Regions from separate parts of the Homo sapiens genome. Here region 2 is linked to region 1. Evidence: chromatin loops called from intact Hi-C (ENCODE). Cell type or tissue: Caco-2. All regions are shown on one strand. Links, peaks and the distances in the headings refer to the core of each region. The heading gives the core; the rest is flanking DNA. Region 1 has its middle 230 kb from the start of DNAH5-AS1. Region 2 overlaps DNAH5 (dynein axonemal heavy chain 5).

Region 1 (12,051 bases), core at 3,676-7,675:
TGCAGTTTATGGTCCAAAGCACCTTCCTTTGGCTCCCTGAGTGCCCTTTGGTGCCTCTGTATTACTTTTTTATCCTCCTCCCACCTCTCCTGTCCCAAAGCCCTCTTGGTATTTTTCTTAAACCCCTTTGTCTTCCCTCCCTGTTTTAACTTTTTTTCTTAGCCTCTTCACTTCTCTGTCCTTGTGCTACACAACCACTTAGCAGCACTTAACATTGCTGACCACTCTTTCTTTCTTAGAAACTCTTTGTATTCCTTAGCAATACCAACAGAACAAAATTCTAGGAATTCATCTTAGAGTCTTCTTTTCCCCTTTGTGTTGCACATCCCATCTATCAGGAAGTTTGATCAACTCCAAAAATATATATATCTCATTTTGTCATATCCTATCTATTCTAGCCTAGTCTAGACTAGCTTAGCCAAGACTATTCTCCATACCTGATCCCTTCTTGCCATTTCCACTTCTACCTCTCTGGTGCGATTCTAGTTTATTTCATAGGAGTAACAGGTGGCCTCCATATGGGTTTCCTTCTTTCCCCGAGCGCACCTTAGATTCCATTTTGTACACAGCAAACAGAATTTAATTTTAAAATGGAGATCAGATCACATCATGCCCCTGCTTAACTTCCCCCATTCGGATTTCTGCCTGGCCTCTTCACCCCAGGCCAGGGGTGCTGGTAATATAAACATCAGAAGGGTCTCAAAATCTGACTAACAGAGGAGATCCTATTTCCAAGGACAGCTTGGGACTTGTCAAGACCCATAATCTTGGGGATATCTTGGTGCTAGAACAATAGCCTAGACATGGTTATGTGGCACTGGGACAGAAGGACCTTAGAAGCTTGAATCAAATTATCAAAGAGACATGGAAGCAGTCTAATATTTTTCTTGCATGAAAGAGGGACCTGTGAGCCGGTGGGAGAGTCTTCAGTCAGGAGGAACAGCAGTGACTGATAAGGGCCAATGACAAGAAGGATATTTTAGTGCTTGCCCGTGTGGGTGGATGATGAAGACCAAGAGCCATGACCTCACACTGCACACACTCATGTTTAGCACTGTACAAGTGCTAGATAACACAGACGCAACTCTATGGATTTGGGGAAGTGAGCAAGGCCCAGAATCAGCTTCAATTTAGTTTCTACTGTTGGATACAGTGGGGATTTAACATAGAAATAAGATTTTAGGGCATTACAGGGAAGTTCTGCAATCCTTCATGTTATTTTCAGAACATTATTTTCTACTGCTTTGGATTTTTTTCCATTTCTAATCATTTTTTATTCTTTTTCTGTAAGATGTATATTAAAAACACCATAATTTTTAAAGCCACAAGAAGGGATAAACATACAGTATAAGAAACTATTGATTGACAACATTTCATTTTCCTCAAATTTTCACAATTTAAAAAGTTATACTACTTTTCCAATATTGTGTTTGGTATGCATGGTGCTTTGGTATGCTGAGTGCTTTGAATAAGAGGAAACTGAAAGGCCTCAGAAATAAACCTCGGGACCAAGCTCCCTCTCTGAGCTTCTCCACTCCCTGTCTCTCTTGTCCCCTTTCTTTCCAGAAGTACCAGGAGGGGCTTTCTCTGAAGTTCCCTTATCTGATTAAAGGAAGTTCTTGCAGAAGAATTGCAGTTGTCTTAAAACCCCTCCCTAGGAATCTCATTAAATAACTCACCAGGAATGGTTGATGGAAAGAGACTAAAAGTCGTCACCTCACCCAGATAGACTTTTCATATATTCTTCTCAGGGAAACTCTGGGAGATTGCCAGGGAGACTTTCGGGAGACTTTATCTGCATAATAAGACAAACTTTGTTTACAGTGAAGTTCCACCCCTCACCTTCCCACCACATCTCTTGGAGCTCCAAGGAGCTTTGTTCCAGGCCATTGTTCTTCAGGCTTATTCATTTCATCTGAGAGTCATGTACTACCCCTCACAATTGCCCACATTTCCCCAATCTCCCTTCCCCTCTCTCCTATGAAGAGGATATATAAGCTTCAACCATCTGACTTTTCTTTGAGTCTCATAATGTTACATGGCTACTGTGCTTATACACATTAATAAATTTATATACCTTTTTCTCCTATTAATCTGTCTATTGTCATTCATTTCAGCAAAACTTAAGAGGGAACATAAGAGAAGTTTTCCTTCTGCCCCTACAGTAAATGTAACAGGAATAATTGACAAAAAAATTTTTAATTAAACTTTCCAACTGCTTTTATTTCATATTTTAAAATATTACTTTCTCTCATTAAAAAATGTGATCTCATTACAGAATATGAAGATCAACAACAACAAAAAAGAACACTTATAACCGCAGCCACTCAGAGGCATTTAACAGTGTCTTAAAATCCTAAGGTTTCTACCAAAAATATATATATTTTTACCAGATCACCTGGATCTCTAGCCATTTGTGTTTAATAATGTCAGCAACAATTTGGTCAATTACATGGACATATTATTTTCTGACTTCCTCAATTTATAATTTCATGTCATTTCTGGAAGCACTCACAAGTTCTGATATCTATCCAGAGAGCCTGTTTTCCTAGGATGCACAGCCGCCAGTGGAGCTAACCAGTGCTAGGCTGGCAGGCACGAGTTCATGAACCACACTCTATCTAGGGTTGCTACTATAGTTGCTTTACCTCTAGCAAGTTTTAAACTTTCACTTTACTAGTTATCTGTGCTCTTTATGCAGTTAAAGGTGGTTTCTAATAGCAAAGACTCTTTGGGAGACAAAAAAAAAAAAAAAAGAAAACCAACAACTCATGATTTGTTTTTGTACTGGAGACAAACAAAAGGCATTCTACCATTGATCCAAGAACCAATAATGTAAAAAATGCAGAGGTGGGCAGCTGAAAATATAGCCAGGAATAGAAGCAGAGACAAAGAAAGTAAGGATAAAAAAGGAAATCATCCAATGAATGCCAAACTGTGCTTTGAATAGCATGTACTGACAGAAGACCCTAAGTAATCCCTAGAGACCTTAAGTTCCCTGTAAGGAAAAACACAGCTAGTAAAACTAAAAGAATAGCAAAAACTATCACTAAAGGTGGCTTGTGAAGAAACACTAGTGCATTTTGCAGAACTAAGCTAAAGGCATTGACTTAAAGAGAGTTTTCCAACATTCAAGGCTCTAGGTAAGTTTTAGAACTCCTGATTTTAAGAAATAAATATTAATTAATTATTTACTTATTCATTCATTCATTTACTATAATTTCTATTTTTTCAAATACTTTATGAGACAATTCTGAGAGTACTTATTCCCAATCAAGACAGTGATTTACTATTTTATGATATGACTTTAGCCAAGCAAGTAACAATCAGTGGAGAATCCTCTTAGACCTAAATTAGGTCAATGCAATGTCTGTTAGCAATTGCTATATTGTACAAGCCTGTTCAACTCTAATGATACAAGTCATCTTTATATCATCCACATATTCTCTCCCACACAGGAATATAACCCCTTTAGGGCAAATACCAAGTCCCTGTATCTCCCACAGTTCTTAACAAAGCACCTGCCAAAAAAACAGATCAATATAATAAAAGGAATATCCAATAAAATTAAACTACTTACTCTTTTATGAAGGTTAACAGCCTAGTACAATTTCCAGCTATTCCTTGTTAGAGGTGGCCAAAATCTCCAAGATAAAGCCATGAACTAACCCAGATTGAAACACCCTAACACATTTTTAAATCAGCAAAGCCATCCTATTTTATTTTTCTTTCAAGACAGAGCTTGCAAAGCACTTGCACAATTGAATAGACTTTTATTTATTTGCCTTTTCACGTTGTTGGGTGAAATGTGAATTTCCACTAGTGGATTTCATTGATTTCTGTCAAGCTGGATAACGATTTGGAGAGTTAGTCTGTCCTTTCAGGAAGAAGGGAAAGAAAGATACTATATCAAGCCTTCTCCATTGTCAGCAAAATATTGGGAAAAACTACTCTGCATTGACTTTAAAAATGATAAGATGTACATCTCAGAATTCAAGCCATTTGGCTTAGGCCACTAGTGATATAACTCGTACAAAACAGGAAAATAAAAAGAACACTCATTTATTGGCCATTTCCAAGTAGTTCGGGATGCCAGTGGTCTGGAATGCATGGGCTGTCCACCAACTAGCCCCAGGGAACTGTTCCAGTTCACAAATGATCATTTGGCATTCTAGGTGAGAGATATCTAAAAGCAAACACTGAAGGGCAGCAACAGGTCAGGAACTGACTGGGAGCAGCCACCAAAGGGACATAAGCTGCCCAGCAGAGGACAGGACTCCCAGCCCAACTCCACAGACGCAGGTTTTGATACCACTCCTTTCAGTTAAATAACAGAAGAAGCACAATTCAGAGAAGAGGGCTCAAAGATAATAAACTATTAGAATATGTGTATTATAATGCTTTGGGGATTTAACAAATGTAGTTAAGGATTACTCTTGGGCATTGTGTAAAATTTTTCAAAAAATATTCGGGTAATCCGCAACTGACCTCAAAAGAAGGGTGTTGTAAGGAGTGCCAACTCCTGATTGGTCATATTGAGGACTGGAGTCAACGTCCAAAGCCCTGCATAGGGAAGAGACCTGGACACATGTTTCTAGCCAGAGCTTTGATTACTGATTTCTGGAGGCACATTTAGAACCAGCTGACTTTGCATGCCCTTGGGGAAAATTGTTCATGGTCTGGCTGGGTCCTAAAACATCCATTGAAGGTAAAACATCCTGCAACTCTATTTCCTAACCAAAGAAAAAGTGAAAATCTGAAATGCAATTAGAGCCAGGACATACCTTTCTCTGGAAATAATGCTTCAAGTTCAGCAAAAAACGTCGTCGGAATAATGCTTCTCCATAGGTGAGTCTTATCCCTGGAAAACTGTAGGTCACTAATTTTTCCAGTTTTTTTTTAACATTTATTTTAGCAGAAGGCAGGGGCAAGAAAGCTAGATTCTCTTTAAAAACCATGGGAAAAGGAAAGCAGACCAGAAAGCTTCTTCAGAAGAGTCACTAAGTGTGTCCCATGCAGTCATCCTACAGCAAGAGACAATGCAGACTTCTCCAAGGGTGATACACAGAATCAAGAAAGGATTACGCGAGCATTTTAGCTTTCAATGCTTTTGTTTCTGTTTTCCAGTTCAAAATTCTGTGATGATTTATTCATGGCAACTTGGTCATCTTGATGCAACTTCTGGGCAGAAATATTCTGCTCTCCTTCCCTCTCTGTAAACTTGCCAGGTAACCCTGGAAGAGGAGAATTTGAGTTAACACCTCTATTAGATGCTAATTTTATGCACTTCTTTGGGTTATGTGTGACTCTTTTGCCTCCTGGACCCTGCTTAGGGCAAGAAAATCCCTTGCTCTCAGCTACCACCATGCAGCCTGGCCCATCTGCCATGTGTGTGTGGCCCCTACCTCTGCTACCAGAATTCAAGCAACAGAGCTTAGCCATTGGTGAACTGTAGCTTGTACAAAACAGGGAAATAAAAATAACACTGCCCACACAGAATGGAATTTAACATACTTAATGACCATAAGCAGAGCTAAATGATGTGTATTAGTCAGCGTTCTCCAGAGAGACAGAACCAACAGGATATATGTATGTATGAAAGGGCATTTATTAGGAAGAATTGGCTCACACTATTACAAGAAGTCCCACAATACTCTGTCTGCAGGCTGGGGAAAGAGAGAAGCCAGCAGTGGCTCAGTCCAAGTCCAAAAGCCCAAAAACCACAAAAGCCAACAGTACAGCCTTTGATCTACAGTCAGAGGCCTGAAGGCCCCCAGGTAGCTGCCAATGCAAATCCCAGAGTTCAAAGGCCAAAGAACTGGAGTTTGATGTCCAAGGCCAGGAGGAGCAGAAGCAAGCATCCAGCACAAGAAGAAGAAGAAAGAGGGCCAGAAGACTCATCAAGCAAACTTATCCCACCTTCTGCCACCTACTTTGTTCTAGCTGTGCTGGCAGCTGATTGGATGGTGCCCACCCACACTGAAGATGGGTCTTCCTCTCCCAGTCCATGGACTCAAATATCAATCTCCTGTGGAAACACCCTCACAAACACACCCAGAAACAATACTTCACCAGCCATGTAGGCATCCCTCAAACCAATCAAGTTGACGCGTAAAACTAACCATCACATGATGTGACCTATAAGTATTATACTTCTGCACAGCAAAAGAATCAACAGAGTGAACAGAGAATATGGCAGAATGGGAGGAAATGTTTGCAAACTATGCATCTAACAGGGGACTAATATCCAGAGTCTACAAGGAACTCAAACAACTCAACAAAAACAAAAAACAAATAATCCCATTATAAGTGGACAAAGGACATGAATAGACATTTTCCAAAACAAGAAAAATAAATGGCCAACAGGTATATTTTTTTTAGTGTTCAACATCACTAGTCATCAGAGAAAACATTTTGTAGGTAGAGATTCTCTACTTACCCATTTATACGTCCTTTTGTAGAAAGTTTAACATAAAAGACAATAAAAAACAAATGAGATTTATCCAGGAAAATTAAAATAAAAAGTAAACATAAAGCCACAATGAGATATCATTTTACCCCATGTAAGATGGCTATTATTAAAAAGTCAAAAAATAACAAATGTTCCCAAGGATGTAGAGAAAAGGGAATACTTATGCACTGTTTGTAGGAATGTAAATTATTACAAGCTTTATGGAAAACAGTATGGAGATTTTTCAGAGAACTAAAAATAAAACTACCATTCAAACCAGAAATCCCAGTCCAAGGTATCTACCCAAAGGAAAAAAAATCATATCATGTGTTTATTACAGCACTGTTCAGCATAGAACAGAATAAGCAAAGATACAGAATCAACCTAAGTGAACATCAGTGGAAAATCAGATAAAGAAAAATGTGATATAGATACACAGTCGAATACTATTCCACTATAAAAAAGAATGAAATTATGTCTTTTGCAACAACATAAATAGAACTGGAAGTCTTTATTTTAAGTGAAAGAAGTCAGACACAGAAAGACAAATATCACATGTGGAATTATAAGTGGAAGCTAAATAATGTGCACAATGGATGTAGAGAGTGGAATGATAGGCATCGGAGACTCAGAAGGGTGAGGTAGTAGGAGAGGATGAATGATGAGAAACTACTTAATGGATACACTGTATATTATTCAGGTGAATAAAAACCCAGACTTGACCGCTACTCAATCTATGCATGTAACAAAATTGCCCTTTTACCCCATACATTTGTACCAAAAAAAAAAAGGACTCAGAAGGCTGAGGTGGAAGGATTGCTTGAGGCGAGGAGTTTGACACCAGCCTGGGCAGCATAGCAAGTCCTAATCTCTACAGAAAATAAAATAAACAAAGTAACCAGACATGGTGGTGTGCACCTGTTGTCCTAGCTACTTGGGAAGCTGAGGTGGGAGGATCATTTGAGCCCAGGAGTGTGAGTCTGCAGTGAGCTATTATCATGCCACTGCACTCCAGCCTGGGTGACAGAGGGAGACCCCCACTCTAAAATAAAAAGAAGTGCAGGAGAGTTAACTCCCTGTGAAGCATACTTTGAACAATGGCAACAGGAAGAAGGAGGAAGTCAACCCCTACCACCCACATGGGCTGCTCTGTGGGCACAGCTTTTCCATGCAGGAGTCTTTGTCAGTGCCCTGTGCTGAGGAGGTGCCCCTGTGGGGCCCAGCAGTGTCTTTTCATAGCTCATTGTGATAAAGCAGTGGTTGGGGAATGCATCTCTTCACATCTTTCTTTCTTGGTGCACTTTTTCTTCACTTTTCTGCTGCTGCCTGGGGTTGCATTGCCCAAGTAAAGCATCAATATTTCACATCTTTGCATCAGATTCTGTTTTCTAAGAGACCAAGTCTCAGACTGAATTTATAAAGTTTCACCTAAACTTGATTTTTGAATTATGTCATTCATCCAAATTCTAGAATTGAGACACAACTAAAAGTAAGTTCTAGATCCTTGGTAGAATACTAAGATATATGCAAACTCATCAATTTTAAAATAGAGAAAATCAGCCAGGCACGGTGGCTCATGCCTGTAATCCCAGCACACTGGGAGGCTGAGGCTGGTGGATTACAACATCAAGAGATCAAGACCATCCTGGCCAACATGGTGAAACCCGGTCTCTACTAAAAATACAAAAATTAGCTGGGCGTGGTGGCACATGCCTGTAGTCCCAGCTACTCAGGAGGCTGAGGCAGGAGAATCGCTTGAACCCGGGAGGCAGAGGTTGCAGTGAGCCAAGATCACGCCACTGCACTCCAATCTGGTGACAGGGCGAGACTTCTTTTTGTTTGTTTGTTTGTTTGTTTTAAAAATAGAGAAAATCTAGAAATTTTTATAAGTAAGTACCTTCTTTCAAGTACAGTAAAAATGTTACTGTAAAAAAATAAGGTTACAGTCAAAATCTATAGAACTCTATGATGAACAACAACAAAATAATTATCAAAGATTCTCATTTTTCCTCTTCATCCACATTATAAAAATAAATATGGTATAGGAGACAAGTAAAATTTCCACTGCAATGAACTTCATGCTCTAGACAAATTGATTTCTTGTGGTTCAAAACATGTATATTTCTTGGCTGGGAGCAGTGGCTCATGCCTGTAATCCCAGCACTTTGGAAGGCCGAGGCAGGTGGATCACCTGAGGTCGGGAGTTTGAGACCAGCCTGGCCATCATGGTGAAACCCTGTTTCTACTAAAAATACAAAATTTAGCCAGGTGTGGTGGCACACACCTGTAATCCCTGCTACCTGGGAAGCTGAGGTGGGAGAATTGCCTGAACCGGGGAGGCAGATGTTGCAGTGAGCCATGATCATGCCACTGCACTCCAGCCCGAGTGACAGAGTGAGACTCTATCTCAAAAAAACAAAAACAAACAAAAAATGTGTATTTCTCAAATTGCTGGAATTCATATTCTCAGGCAAGTGAAAATAAAATAGGTATGTCCAACCTCTAAAATAATTAGAAAATGTAAGCAACTGAAGTAAAAACAGTTAAGAAAATAAAAGACACCATGAATTCTCCAAATGTGTAAACAGATGTACACATTGTCATTTTCTTTTGAAGGGTAATCAGGATCTGAGAAGGAAGGGGATAATGAGAATAAGGCGTGCAGTGAGTCAGGCCCTGGGAATTCAGAGATAAATAAGATACAGTCCCTGCTCTTGATGAAGTCACAATCTATAAACTACAGGCAAATAAAAACTTAGCACAAAAAAAAATATGAGAGTACCTTAGTATGCTCAGGCCGATACAAGAAAAAAACATAAACTGGGTGGTTTATAAACAACAGAAAGTTATTTCTCACAGTTTGGAGGCTGGAAGTCCAAGATCAAGGCACTGGCAGGTTTGGTGTCTGGTTAGGGCCTGTCTCCTGGTTCTCATAGATGGCTCCTGGTCACTGTGTCTGCACAGGGCAGGAAAGGATAAGGGCGCTCTCTTGGACCTCTTTTGTAAGGGCGCTAATCTCATTCATTAGACCTCTATCCTCATTACTTAATTATGTCCAAACTGCACCACCTCCACATACCATTGCATTGGTGAGTAGGTTTCAGCATTTGGATTTGGGGGAGAACAAACATTCAGACCATAGCGGAAAGTAATAAATTATATGTCCTGAAAGCACAGATGACAGTTGCTAATTCACCTCGGAGGAGGTCAGAGAGATTAGTAGGTTTTTCTAGTTAATATGCTACTGTTAACTGAGATATGAATTGGTTTAAAGAGAGAAAATAATCGTTTTGGTTTTGAACATGCTGAATTTGAGGTAATACTTGCCCATGAAGGTGATCTGTAGACAACTGAAATGCCAACCTAAAGTTTAGGAGATACTTCCCGTGTAAAAAGAAGGTATGACATTTGAAAGGACATAGGTTATATTGATTTCATAGTATGAGACAGTCCAGGGAACACACATCAGTAAAACGGGAGTGGGCTGGGAGAAGGCAAAAAGCCCAATTTTGGAGTCCTTGAGAACACACATATTTAGAATTAAAAGGGAATTAGAGAAAGAAAAGAAAACAGGCTGAAGAATTAATAATGTTAAAATGTCCATACTACCCAAAGCAATTTGCAGATTCAACTCTATTCCTATCAAACTACCAATGACATTTTTCACAGAATTAGAAAAAAAAATAACTATTTTAAAATTCATATGGAACCAAAAAAGAATCTGAATAGAAAAAGCAATTCTAAGCAAACAGAACAAATCTGGAAGCATCACATTATCTGACTTCAAACTAACCTGCAACTTTACAGTAATCAAAACACAGGGTACTGGTACAAAAACAGACACATAAACCAATGGAATAAAATAGAGCACCCAGAAATAAAGTCACACACCTACAACCATATGATCTTTAAAAAAGTCGACAGAAACAAGCAGTGGGAAAGAACTCCCCATTCAACAAATGGTGCTGGGATAACTGGCTCACCATATGCAGATTGAAACTGGACCCCTTCCTTGTACCATATATGAGAATTAACTCAGGATGGATTAAAGACTTAAATGTAAAACCTAAAACTATAAAATAAAACCTAGGAAATAACATTCCAGAAATAGGCCCTGGCAGATTTCATAATGTAGACACCAAAAGTGATTGCAACAAAAACAAAAATTGACAAAAGGAACCTAATTAAACTAAAAAGCTTTTGCACAGCAAAAGAAACTATCAATGCAGTAAACAACCTACAGAATGGGAGGAAATATTTGCAAACTATGCATCTGACAAAGATGCACTTAGAAAACTTAAACAAAAAACAAACTACCTCATTAAAAAGTGTGCAAAGGACATGAACAGACACTTTTCAAAAAGGAAACATGCACACAGCCAACAAGCATATTTAAATAAAAACTGCTTAACGTCACTGATTGTTACAGAAATGCACAGAAAACCACAATGATACCCCATCTCACACCATTCAGAATGGCTATTCATAAAAAGTAAAAAAAAAAAAAAAAAAAAAAAAAAAAAATCAATAGAAACAATAGTTGCAGAGAAAAGGAAATGCTTATACATTGCTGATGGGAATGTAAATTAGTTCAGCCATTGTGGAAAGCAGTTTGGTGATTTCTCAAGGAACTTAAAATAGAACTACAATTTGACCCAGCAATTTCATTACTGAATATTTACTCAAAGGAATATAAATCATCATTTCATAAAAACACATATAAATTAATCTCTGCACTATTCACAATAGCAAAGACATGGAATCAACCTAAATGCCCATGAACAGTGGACTGGAAAAAGAAAATGTGGTATATATACACCATGGAATACTACACAGCCATTAAAAAATAATGAGGTCATGACCCTGGCAGTAACATGGATGGAGTTGAAGGCCATTATCCTAAGTGAACTAACTCAAGAATAGAAAACCAAAAAATGTGTGTTCTCATTTATAAGTGGAAGCTAAACATTGTGTACACGTGGACACAAACAAGGGAACAGTAGAAACCAGGGTCTACTTGAAGGTAGGGGATTGGAGGAGGAGGTTGTTCCAAAAACTACCCATCATGTACTATGCTTATTACCTAGATGACAAAATAATCTGTACACCAAACCCCTATGACACAAAACTTCCCTTCATAACAGACCTGCACATGTACCCCTGAACCTAAAAATTAAAAATTAAAAACAGAAGAAAGAGCAGTCAAAATTAGGAAGAAAAACAATACAAATATTATCTTAAATGAAGTCTGTAAAGTTTTAAAGAGGAAGAAGGTACTCCACAGTTTTCAATGCTACCAAATAGCCAACTGAAATACCCAAGAAAAGTTACCACTGGATTTGGCAGTCAGTAGGTCATACTAAGAGAACATTTTCAGAGGAGGAATTAACCAAATCAGATTGAAATGATCTAAACACAGAATGATAGGCAAGGAAGTAGAAAAGGTGAAGAGACACCAGCATACAACACAGAAGTTCTATCATTACACTGGGTCGTAAAAACTAAACAGCATAAAACACAATTGTTAGGTACAGTCTGTTGCAGCTCTTTCTTGGGTCTGCACCATCTAACTTCATCTGCTCCCATACACAGTTTGATGT
Region 2 (4,000 bases), core at 1-4,000, 69 kb after region 1:
CCCACAGTAGTTTATCTGCACATCTCCTAACATGCATCTCAGGAAATAGTATATTATTTAATATTCTCTTCCAGATTATACATTTTTTGAGGACAAGAGTGTGTCTACACCCATCCCTGTACTCTTCCGGGAAGTCAATATTACAAAAAAATTAAAAAACCCTCACTTAACTATTCAGGTGAAATTACATTTAACTAAGAGGATGCTCTGCTTTTGTGAATTAATGTTACAAACATGGGCACTGAAACACATCAGAGTTATTGAATTTATTTCTCAAAACTGACATGCTCAAAAATTTACCTTTTCCAGAAAATTACAAAAGCAAGGCACTATCAGAAACTAAAGTCTCATTATTTGATCCAATAGAACTTGTAACCTGCTGTGCCCTGTGTTTTTACATATCCACTATAAATTTAATTAATTGTATTAGAAGAAGTGAAACGTTTGAATACAATAATGTTACACATAAGTTTCAATATAAAATAAATAATCCTAAAGCCGTGATTCTTAACCAGGGACAATTCTACTTACGGAGGACATTTGCCAATATCTGAAGACATTTTTGGTTAACACAGCCGTAGGCTTGCTGCTGACATCTTCAGGAATAGAGGTCAGGGATAATGCTAACATCCTATGATGCACAGGACAGCTCCCCCAAAACAAAGCGTTACCCAGACCAAATATGTCAATAGTACCAAGAGAATGAGAAACCTTCTTCTAAAACAACAAAGATATTTTATAGTATTTTAAAACCCTGTGTTTCCCTAATCTCATGAAAGTAATCATTAGGAACAACCTAAAACAACGTGATACCTAATTTTTAAGTCTGAGTGTAATTTTTCCAATTTCTATGCATATATCACTAGTGATAATCATTAGGCAAATATATATGAAAAATTCTGAACAAGTAAATGAATGACAATGAATCATGCAATACGGTTAACGCTAACTATACTCACTGATATAGTTAAATCCTTTAATCCTAGGATCTTTAAACATGTAAAACATATAAAAGTCATTCTTCTTGCTGCAGATTTGATTAACCATTTTATAAACCTTGAAGTAAGCCTTTGGTGCCTTACATCTGAATCTCCTGATAATTACAAAAATTACAACTTGAGAAGTATTTGACTACTTGGATTTTAATCCCAACAGAAAAATGGAGGGAAAAAATAGCATTCTCTTCAATAAGCAGGTAAAAATAATTTTCTGAAATATTTATCCAATTCTATTTATTTTTAATTGCTTCAGAGCTGAAGGTGCTCATGCCAAGTCACAGCGTGCAGCAAATTTCTGCGGCAGGATTAGAAGCCACTGAAGATATAATTTCATAGTGAAAACGTTGATAGATGCTAAACAACTACATAAGCAGATGATTCGAAACCATCCCCCTGCTTAGACAAATAACTTTGAAGACAAAAATAGGCATGCTAGGTAGGTAGAACAAATCACCTAAGTATGTTTAAAGCCTTAGGGTTCCAGAAGGAGGAGGAGAGAGAAGAGGTTGTGCAAATTGGCAAGCCATACCCTTTAGGATCTTAAAGGTTTTAACAAAACACCTTGGGGGAATTTCATTTTCTGACTATTTAACTTCCCTATCTTGCATTTTTCATCTACATGTGAGTATACATTCCATATATTCCTTCCAACATCCAAAATAATCGTTACATAGAGAGTCTCTATAGAATCGTTAAGTCATTCCTTTATTTAACCACCCTTTTGCTAACAACATTTAAATTACTAGACAGTTCACTCTTAACATACACTATTTCTTTCAATCCTTTAAAAACCATGTGAGCTAAGCATGTTAATAAAAGTAACAATTGAAAAAAATATTTATTATATGCTTCCTATGTACATAACAGTGTCAGTTTAATTCTCTCAATAATCCTATATGATGGGTACTAATATTTAATCATTTTACAGATTCAAAAACTGGAACAGAAGGAGGTGAGTTGTCCAAGATTAGAGAGCTATAGTGATAACTGAGAATGAAACCTAGTCAGAATGGATCCGTGGCCTCTCCGCTTCATCTCTGCAATACTTTGGAAGCACTATGCATGTATACCTCTGCCTTTGCAGAAAACATGAAAATGAAATGGACAGAACTAGAAACCTGAGTTCAATTTGTGGCATATTTGAGATGCCTCCAAAGCCACGTGACTAATGACTAGGATGATAAAAGCCAGGAGAACAACCCGAGTATCCTGGCCCTCGGCTCACAGTCCTCTACCGGTGAACAGGGGCACGAGCACTTTTCAGCCTGTAGCATGATGGAGGGAGGTATACGGAGGGAGAGCACCATCCGCAGAGGGCTCTCCCTGTGCCCTCCCACTGCCTACAGTCTACCTTAGCAGGTACCTGAGAAAAATTAACTCAGGACTTCGATATTCAAGGGAGCTGTCCTCATTTTGAGTTTAGCTGTCCTCATTTTCAAGTTTCATCCCAGGAACTACGAGGACATGTAAACACAGAATCTCAAGTAGAAGATTAACCATGGGAATTCCCAGAGGTTTGCATATACCTCATGACAAACAAATGTGATTCTCATACCAGCTTTCCCTGTCAGTAGCCAGGAATCATGGGCAAATTACCCAGTGTCTCCAAGCCTTAATTTCTCCATCTGCAAAATGAGGATGACAAATTTGACAGAGTTGTTGTAAAGATTAAATAAGTTAACACATGTATGTGCCTGGTATAGTATGATGCCTGGAATGTAGAAGGTGCCTAAGATAGAGATGTTATTCGACACTTCTTTATCTCTCAGTCTCCACACACACATACACAGGCACACATACATACCCACACATGCACATGCACATACACACACATGCACACGCACATACACACACATGCATCTACTTACGCATGGACCTTTTCACTAAAACAATTTCCCAGACTCATGTTTCCCATGACTTTAACAGACTTCCAGGTTGACAAGCTGACAGTGGATTAAATCCTGTGGGCTCAGGAGCCAGGAGGTCTCTACCCCTGGTCACCACATACGGCTATCCCCACCCCAGGCCCAAATCTGCACAGTCTCAGGTCAGAATGGGTCAGACGGTGTTCTTAGATACACTTTTTCCTTAGCAGGAAATAACCGTTGAGACCCCTCTTGCACCTGCTTAGTGACCAGAGGTATGTAGAAGGCTTGCCTCGTCCCTCGCAAATGTTCCAATCACGGTTTTCCATCACAGCAGCTACAGCTCTGAAGTTCATTGAGAATCATCAATCTGCTCATATAATAAATCTGTGAAGACACATATCTTTCTTCTATCTGTCCTTTTCAGCTTCCTTTGAGAATAGAGGATCTAGACAGTGTGTGTGTGGCTTTACCGTCTTGGTGAATTTAGTACTATTTGAATGACTTTCCCGTGATTTTCTAGCAAGAAACATGATTTCTTTTTCAAGTTTCAGGGTATATCACTCAATTTTTAGAATTAAAATAAATATCTAGATTTCTTCTTGTAGAAAACAAACCAGTCCTATATCTATATTTTAATGATTATTTAAATCAAAAAATTTCCTTCATATTAATGTAAAAACTGTTAACTATAAGAATTCCAATTTTTAAATGCTGCACTTTGGTCATTAATGATGCTACACACCCCTTTAAGTCAATTAGAGCCCTGCTCAATTATCAAAATTGAGTAAAAATTAAATATATCGCATGAAAGGGGTAACAGAATGTTAGTTTTCCATCACTAAAGAAACACCTCTTCAACAACAAAGCTATTTGGCAAACCAAGTTTCCACCAACTCTTACTGAAATCAAAAAAAGAATAAAGAACTAAAGTTTTCTTTTAATACTTTGAAATTAGCCCTTTTTCCTTTGCTTATTTTATTTTCTCCCTTACCTGCTGCTAATGAGCATCACCACTGGGCTAATACCCAGCAGGGTGGGTATAGTTCTTCTATAAAAATCTGTTCTTAAATCATAAAGAATTGCCAGTATTATAAAATTATTACTTTATTACTACCATGCTGAGATGTTCAATGT

What was found. Peaks named below come from ENCODE experiments on the same cell type or tissue, not always from the same donor. Only the 100,000 strongest peaks of a DNase experiment are listed, where the experiment ranks them.
Region 2: a loop joins it to region 1, with 5 times the contacts of the local background. A loop is called at or near these places in 1 of 110 quality-filtered maps.

The regions. Positions count from the first base shown.
Region 1 is chr5:13,620,278-13,632,328 of GRCh38, forward strand. No RefSeq gene overlaps it. Among named protein-coding and RNA genes, the nearest start is that of DNAH5-AS1, 230 kb to the right of the region's middle. In Caco-2, for the core only: no CTCF peak of the experiment used is centred there; DNase peaks (open chromatin) are centred at 4,204 and 5,764.
Region 2 is chr5:13,693,038-13,697,037 of GRCh38, forward strand. All of the region lies in intron 78 of DNAH5 (dynein axonemal heavy chain 5), which reads right to left. Among named protein-coding and RNA genes, the nearest start is that of DNAH5-AS1, 170 kb to the right of the region's middle. In Caco-2, for the core only: a CTCF peak has its summit at 2,265; a DNase peak (open chromatin) is centred at 2,224; H3K4me3 peaks cover 212 bases.